Linked DNA regions of Homo sapiens: region 1 is linked to region 2. A link is an interaction called in ENCODE POLR2A ChIA-PET data of the cell type or tissue named here. Cell type or tissue: PC-9. All regions are shown on one strand.

Evidence for each region. ChIA-PET counts read pairs that join two places held together with the same protein. Peaks named below come from ENCODE experiments on the same cell type or tissue, not always from the same donor. Only the 100,000 strongest peaks of a DNase experiment are listed, where the experiment ranks them.
Region 1: POLR2A ChIA-PET joins it to region 2 with 6 read pairs; 2 of 35 experiments call an interaction of 5 or more read pairs at or near these places.

What each region holds. Positions count from the first base shown.
Region 1 is chr2:23,964,669-23,969,668 of GRCh38, forward strand. The region is part of intron 2 of UBXN2A (UBX domain protein 2A); the gene reads left to right. Among named protein-coding and RNA genes, the nearest start is that of UBXN2A, 27 kb to the left of the region's middle. In PC-9, no CTCF peak of the experiment used is centred here; no DNase peak of the experiment used is centred here.
Region 2 is chr2:23,787,164-23,792,163 of GRCh38, forward strand. It overlaps ATAD2B (ATPase family AAA domain containing 2B), which reads right to left. Exons shown (of 28, transcript NM_017552.4): 20 at 1,349-1,484. Among named protein-coding and RNA genes, the nearest start is that of ATAD2B, 140 kb to the right of the region's middle. RefSeq lists an enhancer at 1,202-1,251. In PC-9, no CTCF peak of the experiment used is centred here; DNase peaks (open chromatin) are centred at 2,038 and 2,548; H3K4me3 peaks cover 416 bases; H3K27ac peaks cover 4,388 bases.

The DNA of each region.
Region 1 (5,000 bases), 180 kb after region 2:
GATATGCTGAACAACATAGTACCTATAGTTAACCACACTTTATTGTTCACTTAAAAATATGTTAAGAGGTTAGGTCTCATTTTAAGTGTTCTTACCATGATAAAATAAAAAAAACTTTTTAGAAAATCCCTCACCTGAAGCTTCTGTACTTTTATTATTATAGGAACTCCTGACATTTTAAGATGTGTTTACTGGCTGAGCGCAGTGGCTCACGTCTGTAATCCTAGCACTGTGGGAGGCCAAAGCAGGCACATTTCTTGACCCCAGGAGTTCAAGACTGGCCTGGGGCATATGGTAAACCCTCATGCCTACAAAATACAAAAATTAGCTATTGGAGAGGCTGGAACTATAGGCATGTGCCACCATACCTGGCTAATTTTTCGTATTTTTTTTATAGAGATGGGGTCTCCCTATGTTGCCCAGGCTGGTCTCAAACTCCTGGGCTCAAGGGGTCCTCCCACCTCCGCCTCCTAAAGTGCTGGGATAATAGGCATGAGCCACTGCACCTGGCCTCCTTTCCAACCTGTATACATTTTACTTCCTTTCCTTATCTTACTGGATTAGCTCGGACTTCCAGTACAACACTGATGAGGAATGGTGAGACGCAGCATCCTTGTCTTGTTCCTGATCTTAGTGGGAAAGCATCTAGTTTCTCCTGATTAAATATGATGTTAGATGTAGGCTTTTGCAGACATTGTTTACCAAGTTGAGAAAGTTCCCTTTCTCTTCCTAGTTGGTGGGGGTTTTATTATGAATGGTTGTTAGATATTGTCTAATGCTTTTTCTGCATATGTTGATATGATTATATTATTTTTCTTCTTTAGGCTAATGATGTGATAGATTACATGAATTAATTTTCAGTGTTAAACCACTGCAGCCTCGCATACCTAGGATAAATCCTACACGGTTGTGGTGTTTACTTTTTTATATACATTGTTGTATTCTGTTTGCTAATATTTTGTTGAGTATTTTTGCATATATGTTCATGATAAATTTTCTGTAGCTTTCCTTTCTTGTAATGTCTTTGGTTTTAGTATTAGCATAGTGTTATCCTCGTAGAATGAGTTAGAAGTATTCCCTCTGCTTCTATTTTCTGGAAGAGATTATAGAGAATTGGCATCATTTCTTTCTTAAATGTTTGGTAGCATTCATCAGTGACATCATCCAGACCTGGTGCTTCTGTTTCGGAAGGTTATATATTATTGATTTAATTCCCTTAGTATGCATAAGCCTATTCATATTATCTGTTCCTTCTTGTGTGTGTTTTGATAGAGGGTGCCTTATAATAAATTGGTTCATTTCATCTAAGTTATCAATTTTAGGGGCATAAAGCAGTTCTTAATGCCTTTGCTACTCTTTTTTCCTGTGCCTATACACTCATCAAAAGTGAAACAAACCCATTACCACCTGTTCAATGGAGCCAGAGTGCCCCAGTTTTCTGAACTGTACCTTATATCTCTTATTGTAGTTATTTTCTTTTTTTTTTTTAAAGACAGAATCTCTCTTTGTCGCCAGGCTGGAGTGCAGTGCCGCGATCTTGACTCACTGCAACCTCCGCCTCCCAGGTTCAAGCATTTCTCCTGCCTCAGCTTCCCAAGTAGCTGGGACTACAGGCACATGCCACCACTCCAGCTAATTTTTGTATTTTTAGTAGAGACGGGGTTTCACCGTGTTGGCCAGATGGTCTTGATCTCTTGACCTCGTGATCCGCCCACCTTGGCCTCCCAAAGTGCTAGGATTACAGGCGTGAGCCACCGCACCTGGCCTGGTAGATATTTTCTTTTTTTCTTTTTTTTTTTTTTGAGACAGAGTCTCGCTCTGTTGCCCAGGCTGGAGTGCGGTGGCGTGATCTCAGCTCACTGCAAGCTCTGCCTCCCAGGTTCACGCCATTCTTCTGCCTCAGCCTCCCGAGTAGCTGGGACTACAGGCGCCCGCCACCACACCTGGCTAATTTTTGTATTTTTAGTAGAGACGGGGTTTCACCGTGTTAGCCAGGATGGTCTCGATCTCCTGACCTTGTGATCCGCCCACCTTGGCCTCCCAAAGTGCTAGGATTACAGGCGTGAGCCACCGCGCCCGGCCTTTTTTTTTTTTTTTTTTTTTTAATGTTTTTGTTTTTGTTTTGAGATAGGGTCTTACTCTGTTGCCCAGGCCTGGAGTACATTGACATGATCTCAGTTCACTGCAACCTTGGCCTCCTGAGCTCAGCCTCCCAAGTAGCTGGGGCTACAGGTGTGCACCACCACGCCCAGCTTATTCTTTTCTTTTTTTATAGAGATGGGATTTCGCCATGTTGCCCAGGCTGGTCTCCAATCCTGGGCTCAAGCAGTTCTCCTACCTTGGCCTCCCAAAATGCTGGGATTACAGGCATGAGCCATTGTGCCTGGCTGTATTTTCTATTGTAACTATTTCCTACGATACATCTCTACTCTACTCTACTCTTACTATACATTTCCACTCCACTCCACTCCACTCTACCCTGAACCTCTTATAAACATAGACCGTTTCTTACTCGTCTTCATATCTCCCTGCCACCTAGCATGTAGTAGATACTCAATAAATATTTGAGTAATTTGAATGCACATGATGAAGTTTAATAGAATTTACACATTAAATAAATAACATGAAGGAATGAAATTTCAGCTACTCTGGATGCTCAGCTTTATTGGCTTTGTATTTAGTAATTACTAATGGAGCACTAACTACCATCTGAACAGAAGAAACAGTTAAATACCAGAAAGCATAAAATGGTTATAATGATATTACTAATATTTGAGAGTGTACTGTGTGCCAGTATGTATACTGATACTTACTATATACCATGTTTAGGCTTTTATATATATTTTCATTTAATCTTCACAACAACCATGTGAAATGAGTGGTGGTATCTGTATTTCACAGATAAGCAAAGCAAATCACATAGAAGTTAAGTTTATTGTCCATTGTCAGTGTGACTAAATGAAGGCACTTAAATACAAACAGCAACACCCAGACTTTTAGACAATATGCTATACTGCTATGTGACTATGCTGATTAAAGGAAGGGGAAAATCACTAGTGTTATAAGAAACCATCTTAGGGTGTAACTATTTCTGTGTAAGAGGTATCATGTCATTGCTTTGGAAAAGGCATAATACTTTGTGATGATATGGAGTATTTTAAGAGTATATACGAGAGGACTACCTAGGGAAGGAAAAAAATGTATACCTAAGTTAAAGCACTGCCCTGAGTATCGGCATTTTAGTAACAATATAGTGATGGCCTTTTTTTTTTTTAAGAGATGAGGTCTCACTATGTTGCCCAGGCTAAAATGCAGTAGTTAGTCACGGCATTCTAGTGGGCTCAGTCACAGCACACTACAGCCTCAAACTCCTGGCCTCAAGTCACTCCTCAAGTGACTACAGACGTGCACCACCACGCCAAGGCTCAGTGATAGCTATTCTCCATGACAGTCTAGCATAGTGATTAAGAGCAGAGACATTGGTAGCTTGAGTTCAGTTCCTAGCACTGCCTCCTAGTAGCTTTGTGGTCTCTGGCAAATTTCTTAAGCTTTTTCTTCATCTATTAAATGGGGATAAAAATAATACCTACCTTTAGGGTCATTGTGAGGATTTGAATGAGTTGGCACATGTAAGGTACTTAGAATAGTTCTTTATAAGATGTCATGGTTAGGATCACAGACTTGGGAGACAGAGTGGCAGCATGGTTAGTTAACAGTATCTAACTTTGCCGGGCGTGGTGGCTCACGCCTGTAATCCCAGCACTTCGGGAGGCTGAGGCAGGCGGATCACGAGGTCAGATCGAGATAATCCTGGCTAACATGGTGAAACCCTGTCTCTACTGAAAATACAAAAAATTAGCCAGGTGTGGTGGCGGGTGCCTGTAGTCCCAACTACTCCAGAGGCTGAGGCAGGAGAATGGCATGAACCCAGGAGGTGGAGCTTGCAGTGAGCCGAGATTGCGCCACTGCAGTCCAGCCTGGGGGACAGAGTGAGACTCCGTCTCAGGAAAAAAAAAAAAAACAGTATCTAACTTATATTTCCTGGCACAGTATAAGAGGTATAAAAGTATGATTTATAATACTTTATAAAAGTATTATTTATAGAATTTGAGAAATCGTATTTCTGTACTTTTATAAATTTTCCTGCATGATTTCAAAAGAGAACAACCAGAAACCATCTTTTCCTGGCAAACAGAATCTTAGATAATATTTCTTTTTCTTTTTTCTTTTTTTTTTTTTTTTTGAGACAGAGTCTCTCTCTGTCGCCAGGCTGGAGTGCAGTGGCATGATCTCGGCTCACTGCAACCTCCGCCTCCCAGGTTCAAGCGATTCTTCTGCCTCAGCCTCCTGAGTAGCTGGGACTACAGGTACGCACCACCACGCCTAGCTAATTTTTATATTTTTAGTAGAGACGAGGTTTCATCATGTTGTCCAGAATGGTCTTGATCTCTTGACCCCGTGATCCGCCTGCCTCAGCCTCCCAAAGTGCTGGGATTACAGGCATGAGCTACCTCACCCAGCTGATATTTCTTCTATAAAGAAATAAAAATACAAAATAAAAACCAGTAAAGTATTAAACTACTATAGGCTGGATACAGTGGCTCACACCTGTAATGCCAGTACTTTGGGAAACAGACACGGGAGGATTGCTTGAGCCCAGGAGTTTGCGATAAGCCTGGACAGCATAGTGAGACCCTTTTTCTCCAAAACATTTATTTATGTATTTGCTCTGTTGCCAGGCTGGAGTGCAGTGGTGCAATCTCGGCTCACTGTGACCTCCACCTCCCAGGTTCAAGTGATTCTCCTGCCTCAGCCTCCTGAGTAGCTGGGAGTACAGGAGCGTACCATCATGCCCAGCTAATTTTTGTATTTTTTGTAGAGACAGGGTTTCACCACGTTGGCCAGAATGGTCTCAATCTCTTGACTTCATGATCCTCCCGCCTTGGCCTCTCAAAGTGCTGGGATTACAGGCATGAGCCACTGTTCCCAGCCTCTCCAAA
Region 2 (5,000 bases):
AAATCTTCTTAAAAGGTAAAGTATTAACTTTCCTAATTACAACGTTCTCTAATTTTAAAAGATTTCCCCTGATATCACACTACAGCTCAGAATTAAAATTCTAAGAATTTTTCACTGATTTTTAAATAGCTCCTAAGATGAAAAGTGAAAGTCAACAGAAGCAACTGAAAAAGAATTATATCAATCGTAAACATAGAAAATTCAGATCTATGAGATTAAAATATATCTAGAAGCATGAAAGATTGAAATAAATCATTTTCATAATGAAATATTTAGATTAACAGGAAGCAACAAAATAAACATAAATAAGGTATAATTTACATATTCAATTTCCCAAGGTTTTGGGAGGGAAAAAACCATAACTACAGCAATTTGACAGGGGTTCATTTTTAAAACACCAATAAAATTTGGAAAGGAGCCACTAAAGAACAATAAAATTATTAAAATGTTACATAATATAACCAATGAAAAACAAACAAAGTAAAAAGAATATGGAAAAATAAGGACTTGGCAGGGATGGGAAATGTATTGAGTATCCTACAAGAAGGGCTCTAAGAAACATAAAAGATGGAACAAGGGTAAAGAGGCTTAAAAATTTTTACCAAACAGGATTGCTACTTCCTAGAAGAGGCTGAAAGATTAAGCAGGTAGATCTTATCCTTTACACATCTTTAAGATTAGGAAAAGAAAATCTCTTTTGAATGACTTAGAATGCAGCCCTTACTATGTCAAGGAACTGAAATCTGAGAAATTCTTGAGGTACCTCTTAAGCTCAATTCTTGAGTCCAAAATTATTGAGTCCAAACCCAAGAAAAATCTAACACTTAAAACAAAGGCAGGATAGATTTTCAAATGGCTAGAATACAACGTTAAATGTAAGGGGTCCTAAATAAGTATTTGAAAAGTCAATCAATAAATAAACTAGAAATGGCAAATGTTCTAAGCAGCTATTAGCCCATCAAATCTATCATGGCCCAAAAAGTAATGAGCACAACACCTGGTGTTCACAACCTGCCAGTTCAACTCCTGGGTACTTACTGTGACTAAAACAGAGGAGAACTGAAGACTTTTTTCTATGACTTTTTGAGCCCCATAATGTGACATCTACCACAGGATGTGGTTGAAGTCATAAGAAGAAGTCCTGTTTAGCAAAGCTTTAACAAGGCTATACTTCCCAATCTCAAGTCAGGTGAACACAATGGACACTTCCACACGTCATCTAAAGATAAACAGAACCTGACAAACTGTCCTCACTTCCAAGAAGAAAGGGCTAAAATAAACTGACTCCAAGAAAGGGTATTTCTTAACTCCATCCCTCCCATTTTCCTAAAGGCTTTACAAACTTTACCAGCATGTTTCCTTCGTGGTGGAGCCATTGATGCCTGATTGAGAATCAATTCTTGAAAAAATTTTCTTCTGTCTTCTTCAATAGGCCTTTGAATATACAAGACCTCTTCATACTGTATTCTAAAGATACATTTAACCTACACATATACACACACACAAAGACATTAAATATATAAAGAATTAAAAGCTTACATATCATACCAAATTGCAATGTCTTCATCTTCCAGTATCATGTTCAATATTCATAGACCATTCACATGGGGTTATAGTTAACCTAGTCCTAGGCTATGCTGTTGAAGGGTTCAACCGCATGGGCTAAACAGGAATGGAAGAATGTCCAGTTACCCAAGTCATTAATGAATGATACTACATATCTAGTAAGAGTCATCAGATAATAGCAAAAAGGATAGCTGGTTGTAACAGATGGCAACAATCTCAAAGGCTTTTACATTAAGAGGGGAAAAGTAATTACTTCGAATCTATAATAGTACAGCTGGAAGAATGTTAACATTGCCATCTCTTATCCTCGTATTTCTTTGTACTCCCTATCCATTGACTTCCCTTACTGTGCTCTTTCCCTACCAAGTCTATTTCACTGTAATCTCTGGAATCCTGGTTCCACTGCAAAGAAACTATACCTCTAGTCTAGTTTATGCTCCATGACACACTCCAAAAAAATTAAGCCAATTATTCTCATATCCTTCAGCTCCATCCACTTGGTGATTACTCACCTCTTCTGTTTACCTACTCAGACTTTGACCCCAGGTGTCCACCTTCCAAGATATGCTGTTTAAATGCTCTTTACCTCATCCAAATTTGTCTACTATGGCATTAAACACTGTATTTAATTTTTATGGTTTTTCTAGAATGTCTACCTTCTACCTTCTAGACACCAAACTCCCTGAGAACAGAGACCACTTCTTATTCACCTATTTTTCTATACCTATCCCAGTGCCTGGTATTTAGCAATGCCTAATAAGTATGTACTGAAAGAGTTAACCTTGTGATTTTTGTTACCCAGCCCAAATCAAACAGGAAACTGCAAATAAAAAAAGGGAGAAAGTCACCAGTATGGAAAGATAGACCAACCATGACACTGTGAAAATATGGATTAGAATCAAAGACATCATATTCCTGCCCAAATTTAGCCACACATTTGTGGTAAAATTTGAATAATTCATTCAGTTTGTCATTTCTAACCACTTACTGGATTAAACCTATGAAATGAACCCTTAAAAATTCCATAAATATGATATCATTCTACCTTCATAACAATGAGGTAAGTATTATTTCCTCATTTTACAGATGGGGAAACTGGGGCTTAGAAAGATTTAAGTAATTGGCTTAAGGTAATAAAGTGAATAAAGAAGACTAAATTATATAAACTGTCAATGCCTTTTCCAGCTCTGAAATTCTAAGAGAAGAAGAAACAATGAAAGGTAAACATCAGAATTCAAAAACTGGATGGGGAATTATTTATCTCAACCTAAAGTCAAATCATTTAAAAGTTCATAAAATTTCACCTTGTGTCGTTCCAGTGCTTTTGTAGACTACCTTCATGCACAGTTCCCTCCAACCCTTTAATCAATGCTTTGATGGCCTTTCTTTGAAAGTTCTGGAAGTAAATTTACTACTGAACATGCTTTGTATGTCAAACATCATGCCAGACACTGCAGTTATAAAACTGAAGAAAATGTCTTTGTTCTCTGCTGTCAAAGATTTTAGAGTATCAGAAGAAAAGCATTATGATACTATGCTGGGAGTACTGTAACAGAGGTAGCAAAACAGAGCAGAGACCTTGCAAGGGGTGAAAAGACACTAGGTAAGATGTACCAGAAATCACTTATATCAATTGGGTCTTGAAAAATAAGTAGAACTTAATATCCTAGACGTACCACGATTTCGTTCAAGAATGGCAAAACATTTCATTTTAACTATTTTCTCTGATAATTTTCAATACTATGTTAACACTTTATGAATACAAAAGCATACCAAGAACAGGCCTACAATAATCCATGGATATTCTTACCAGGTTACTACCAACACCTTAGAATCCAACATTTTATAAGTGGGATAAATTATACTTCTCTAAGTTCACTCCTAACTTTATCTTCTGACAGTCCTAGCCTCAAACTTCATGGTGTACCAAAGACAAGCCTTCCATAATTCCCAGAACAAATCACGCTCTGTTTCACATTGGTTCACACTGGTTGTGATACATAGTATTCACTCATTCCTGACCCCTTCTTTAATGCACCACTCAAGCTGATGCTTTCTGTGTGATGCCTTCCCTAACTTTCCCAGATGCACTTAGGCACACCTTCCAATATTTCTGAAAAAACAGTTCAATAATGTTCAGTAAATTTTTACAGATGTGTAGCCATCACAAGCACATTTTAGAACATTTCCATTACCCCAAAAAGTTTCCTCAGGCCTATCTGCAGTCAATCCCCACTCCCACTCCCATGTCCCAGCCTAACAACCACTGATAATGCTTTCTGTCTCTAGAGAATTGCCTCTTCTAGACATTTTGTATCATACAACTGACAGTCTTTTATGCCTGGCTTCTGTCACTTAAAACTTCAGGTTTTTCCAAGTTGTAGTATGTATTAGTATTTCATTCCATTTATTGCTGAATAGTATTTCATCACATTTTGTTTAGCCATTCACCAATTAAGGAACATTTGGATTGTTTCCACTTTTTGCTAGTATGAGTACAACAACTAGAAACATTCCCATACAAATGTCTTTCTGTGAAAGTATGTTTTCATTTCTTTTGTGTAGATAACTAGGAGTGGAATTGCTGAGTCATACCATAAATTTATGTTTAACTTTGGAAAGTGGCTGCACCATTTTACAATCCCACCAGCAGTATATAAGGACTCCAGTTTCTATATCCTTGCCAATACTTGGTATTCTTTATTTTTGATTACAGCTATTAGGTTGGTGCAAAAGCACTTTTTTTTTTTTTTTGCAGCTTTCAATGGCAAAAAACGCAATTACTCTTGCCCAACCTATATTTTAGTGGGTTGCAGTGGTATTTCATTCCTGAATGACTGATAATGAGCATCTTTTCATACACTTATCATCCATTTACATATACTCTAAGGAACCTCATATAAAAGGAATTATACAAAATTTGTCCTATGACTAAGTTAGCATAATGTCTTCAAGCTTCATCCATGTTACAACATGCATCAAAATTTTCTCCTTTTTAAGGCTAAATAATGTTCCATTGTATATGCTACATTTTGTTTATCCTTTCAACTATCAATGGACACTGAGGATGTTTCCACCTTTTGGTTACTATGAATGATGCTGTTGTGAACATGGGTGTGCAAATACCTGTTCAAGTCCCTGCTTTCAATTCTTTTGAGTAAGTACCTAGAACTTGATTGGCTGGATCATATGGCATTTATATATTTAAGATAATGTCATACTGTTTTCCACAGTGGCTATACAATTTTACATTCCCACCAGCAATGCAAAAAGGTTCTCCTTTTTCCACATCCTCATCAACATTTGTTAATTTCTGTTTTTTTTTAATAACAGCCATCTTTTTTTTTTTTTGAGACGGAGTCTTGCTCTGTCGCCCAGGCTGGAGTGCAGTGGTGCAATCTCGGCTCACTGCAAGCTCCGCCTCCTGGGTTCAC